Regions from separate parts of the Mus musculus genome. Here region 1 is linked to region 2. A link is a loop called in an ENCODE intact Hi-C map of the cell type or tissue named here. Cell type or tissue: heart. All regions are shown on one strand.

Region 1 (2,500 bases), 250 kb before region 2:
AGAAAAAAGAAAAAAACACCAAACACGTATTAGACAATTTATCCCCATAAGTGCTCAGATACCCTTGAGAAGGGTATGGTGGCACATGCCTGTAATTTCAGCCCTGGGAAGCTGAAGCAAGGGAATTGTTACTAGTTCAATATAAAACAGTATCTAAGGGGGGGGGGGAAGCAAAAAGACTATAAGTGTCATGTATTTCTGACCATTAAAAGATATTCTCAGGGCTGGTGATACAGCCTAGTGGGATGAGCGCTTGCCACCGAGCCCAATGGCCTAGGTGAATTTGGGCCCTGGAACCTGGAGCTCACCAAGCAGAACAGAAAGAGCTTCTGCACTTGTGCTCACCTTCACACACAATGGCAAGCACACAAGTGCCCACATGTATCATGTGTACACAAAAACATATACACACATTCACAAATGGAAAAAAGCAAAGACATGCTGACTGCAGAGCATTATAATTTACACAGTGTAAGAATAATAAGATCATTGAAAAGCAGATACCCAGACACAAAAATAAACACTGAACAATAATCCCAAACTGATGTTTATCTGGTTAAATTTCAGAACAAGGCACCTTTAAAAGGGGGATAAAGGGACAGTTCAACTGTTAAGAGTTATTTGTTCAGATCCCAATGCCCAAATGGTGGTTTACAACCATATTTAACTCAAAGTTTCAAGGGATCTGATGCCTTATTCTGATCTCCACAGGCACCGGGCACACATACATACATGCACACAAAATAATTATTTGTAAAAAGCAAACCAAAATGGCTAAGTCAAGATTTTCTGCCACACAGCTTTCTACTATCAATTTAAACTCCCTGTCAGTTTCCATTTCTCCTCTCAAAAACTACTTCCAGAGTTTTTAAATAGACTAGCTCAATAATTTTCAGTTATAAATATGAATGCATTTCCAAAGTAACTTTATTACAAATTCTAACACAGATGACTTATTTAGATATAGCAGGTTAAGTAAAGCAAAATACCAGGGCATAAGGATCCAGTACAGAAAGCTCCACTGACTGTAATTTCAACTACAAAGGTACAAAGCAAGAATAAAGTTCTGATGGTGTACTAAGAAAATAGCAGATAGGAATGCAGAACTTGCCGTGTGTGTGTGTGTGTGTGTGTGTGTGTGTGTGTGTGTGTGTGTGTACTTTTATACTGAACCATGTAACTTGTCTCAACCCCACAAAAAATTTCAAAGGAAAACTGTACATTAGAGCAGCATATGAGGAAGGCACTCCCACACAGTATTAAGAATGAAACCAAGCAGCTTGTATTAACAGAAGGAGCAGTCTTCTCCTTACCTGTCTTACATAACCAACCTCCTTACTCATCAAATATTCAGCTGCACCCCTATGTCATGTATGGGCTTAGTATACCTCAACTAAGTAATACAAAGAAATAAAAAAGTGCTATCTCCTGTAGGCATCTTGGGACACCCAATACTTGGTGTCAAGACACTGATCTGAGCTAAATGTCTACAACTTTTCTCTATTAAAAGACCGACTTTCCAAGAGTTAGCAAATTCTCCAAACAGTTCTATACTGAAAAACTAAATGAAGTTGTGTAGTGTCGAATTCTGGTTGATAACTTTAGGGACAACCGTTGGCTCACATCCACAGTATTGGAAACTAACTGTAAAGTTTACATAATAGGCAAATAAACTGCATTAAACACTTACGTCTTCTCTAGGTAGTTTATTTTCATTGTCTCCTTCAATTCTTACTCGAACCACACCAGATTTATCCACTATTTCTTGAATAACTTTGCCATTTTTTCCAATTACTTTTCCTTTAGGAGGAGAGAACAGTGAGTTAAAAGTGTTTGTTATCCAGCTTACACACCGACCTAGATTACGTATCATTTTCCTATCAAATGATAACCACCAAGCAAAGATGATTGTTTTTACTCTCAATAACCTCACCTAAAGATGCTAAAGGAGCAGTCTCTTGTCTGAAATTTTCTCTGGCATATATGCCTAAAGGCTACTGACTTCAGTAGACCAATGCAATTCACAAGCAAGAGAATTCCCATGCCTAAACAGTTTTAAACATTCAAGCCATTTCTAATACTTTAAAATATAAACTCCATTTCAAACCCCTGCCATGCCCATGAACTATATATAAGAGAAAGCAATTCTACGGCTATCAGCCATGTCACTTCCTTCATCTCATTCATACATATGTGTACACACATCCATACGTGTATATTCTTGCAAGCAAAAATATTACAAGTTTTTAAGGTAGTTTATAGATTTACATAAGTGCATATAGTATAGCCTGTCTTGCTAGGAATGTCATACTGTAAAATGATACAAAATTCATACCTTCAGACTTGACCTGTTAAGTCTTTCAAACAGCAGTTATTAAATATCTAATACTTAAAAGAAAAACTCCAAAGGTAACATGGAGGTGCTGTTTCCCTATTATAAATCTTAACCCAAAGAATCAATGTTTAACTCAAGTATCTGGTATATTCTTGGGATGTAAGT
Region 2 (2,500 bases):
AAGCTTCTCAGACTAAACTTACTGTCATTGTCGTCATGCACTTCAGAGGGTGGAGATGCGTCTGATTTCCAAGACAGTGCAAAAAGCAGATCCGCTTTTTTAGAGATGAATTTTTGTATTTCAATGTTGTCAACTCTCTTCTCTTTCCTTAAAAGAAAGGTGACTATATACATGTACATATATATATATATATATATATATATATATATATATATTTTTTTTTTTTTTTTTCACTGATCCACGCTCTCATACATCCAAACTCGTGTACGGCAGTTTTCATCACCCAACCCTGCTTAGTGTCTCCAGGGGAAGTTTTATTTATTTTAGCTTTTCAGTATGCATTTATTTAGTGCTGTGATGTGGCGTCCATGTGCCACCGTGTGCAACTGGGGGATCATAGGACAAGGCTGGGATTGGTTCTCGCCTACCCTTGCGAAGCCTGGGAATCGGTCAGGTCAGGCCGCTCGATGGAAAGTGACTTTACCCACTGAGTTCCGGAAGAAGTTTTAAGCCCGTTCTCTCTGGAAACGGGAGCAGGGAAGCTTTGGCGGCGGCTCGGAAGGCGCATCCCGGCCATTCAGCCCGGAGCCAGTGCCTGGTCACACACCCCGGGGCTCGGTCCCTCCTGTCCGCCCCGCGCCCCGGCCCGGGTCACGGCCCCGATACCTGCCGGCTCCCGGAGGAGGCGCCGCGCCGCGGGCTGGCTCGGCCGCCGTGCCCAGCAGGCTCCGGAAGTGCGGGTTGTCCTGCTGTTCACTCCGCAGCAGCGACAGCAGGGCCGGGCCGTGGCAGCCCAGCGACTGCCGCAGCAAGTCGCGGTCCATGGCGAGCCCGCCAGGCTCCGGCGTCCGAGCCCGCGCTCCCGCAAGCCGAGGGAAGCTGCCCGGACGCGCTAACCTCCCGGAAGCGCTCGCGGCGGCGAGCTGCCTCAGTCTCGCGAGACCTGGCGGGACTACGGGAACCCGCAGGAAGCGCGAAGCGGGTCTGGCGCCGAGGGCGGAGTAAGGCTGGAGGTGTGACGTGTGGGGACGCCTGAGCTTAGCACGTACGTCGGGCTGTGTGGTTCCTAGGTCGCCAAGGCCAGAGCTCCGGTCTCTTTTTCACCGGGTGCTGCCGAGTTCAGCGGTGCAAGGGTGGCTGGGCGGCCGCGGAGGAAGTTTCCTCAGTCCTGTCTGCCCGGGGCGGCGCCCGCGTCCCCTCAGGATTGCCTCAAGGTGGCGGTCGCAGGAAAGCTGCCTGCTAGACCGACGTGGGGCAGACAGACAAGGACCTACAGTTGACTTGGCGGCGGCTGGAGGCGTGTCCACCTTGTTTCTCGCTGCCTTTTAGAGGGATGTGGCTGTCACCAGCCCGGAGAGCTTTAAAGCGCAGCGCGCATGCTCTGTTCTGGCGTGGCTTTGTAGGAGTTTTAGGATAAGCTGCCTACTACTAGGGTGATATCTGTGGGCTGCCTGGTACACACTGGTACCGAGTGCTTTAGGTGGCTTACTTAAAACTGGCCAGCGTTTGCTGGCTACACTTCAGTGCTAGCTCTACACCGAGTGTAACCCATAACCCCACACAACTTTGTTCTACACCTGGGCACCACACCCATACCATCAGGGCTTTTGTTTGTTTGTTTGTTTTTTGTTTGTTTTTTTGTTTGTTTTGTTTGTTTGTTTGTTTTCCAGTTACAGGGGTTTCGAATTCATTTTCTTTCGTGACAAATACGTGATTTTTGAAAGGGACAGGACACTGGATAGTTGACCAGACCAGAGGGGGTACAATGGAAAGTGAGGGAGTTGGTTAGTGCTTGGGTTTTCAGCATGCTAGCCAAGGATTCTCTCTACCACTGAGCTACAACCCCACCTACATTTTTTTTAACTTAAAAACTCTCCAAGAAACTTTAAAGAAATATGAATAGTTTAATGAACTGTTGGGAGGGGGTGGTACAGGGTACGAAAATGGTGAAGGAAATGAAGAAAGCAGAATATTCCAAACAGATTTTCACTGCTTGGTTTCTAACCCTACTTTTACTGTGATTTCAAATTTCATCTTAAAAGTAAACACATAAGCCGGGCGTGGTGGTGCACGCCTTTAATCCCAGCACTTGGGAGGCAGAGGCAGGTGGATTTCTGAGTTCCAGGCCAGCCTGGTCTACAGAGTGAGTTCCAGGATAGCCAGGGCTACACGGAGAAACCCTGTCTCGAAAAACCAACCAACCAACCAAACAAACAAACAAAAACCAAAAAACAAACAAAAAATAGTAAACACATATGTATATCCTGTAACAAACACTAGACTCTAAAGATGAAAATACGCCCTGGCTCGGAGTGACTCTGTTTGTTTGTGGAAGACAGATAAGAATAAAGGCATAAAGCTATAACACTGAAGGTTAATGTGGCTACCTAAGGTGTGGCCTCAGATCTTTTTTTTTTCTAAATTAGGTATTTTCCTCATTTACATTTCCAATGCTATCCCAAAAGTCCCTCATACCCTCCCCCCCCACTCCCCTCCCCCC

The links. Hi-C counts contacts between places; a loop is a spot of excess contacts. Peaks named below come from ENCODE experiments on the same cell type or tissue, not always from the same donor. Only the 100,000 strongest peaks of a DNase experiment are listed, where the experiment ranks them.
Region 1: a loop joins it to region 2, with 2.6 times the contacts of the local background. A loop is called at or near these places in 14 of 42 quality-filtered maps.

Annotation. Positions count from the first base shown.
Region 1 is chr3:34,053,522-34,056,021 of GRCm38, reverse strand. Fxr1 (fragile X mental retardation gene 1, autosomal homolog) reads right to left here. Exons shown (of 17, transcript NM_001113188.1): 10 at 1,691-1,800. Among named protein-coding and RNA genes, the nearest start is that of Dnajc19, 27 kb to the left of the region's middle. In heart, no CTCF peak of the experiment used is centred here; no DNase peak of the experiment used is centred here.
Region 2 is chr3:33,798,603-33,801,102 of GRCm38, reverse strand. It overlaps Ttc14 (tetratricopeptide repeat domain 14), which reads right to left and starts at 920. Exons shown (of 12, transcript NM_027619.4): 1 at 667-920; 2 at 23-147. The coding sequence starts at 824. In heart, a CTCF peak has its summit at 1,188 (motif pointing right); DNase peaks (open chromatin) are centred at 982 and 1,282; H3K4me3 peaks cover 1,933 bases; H3K27ac peaks cover 1,643 bases.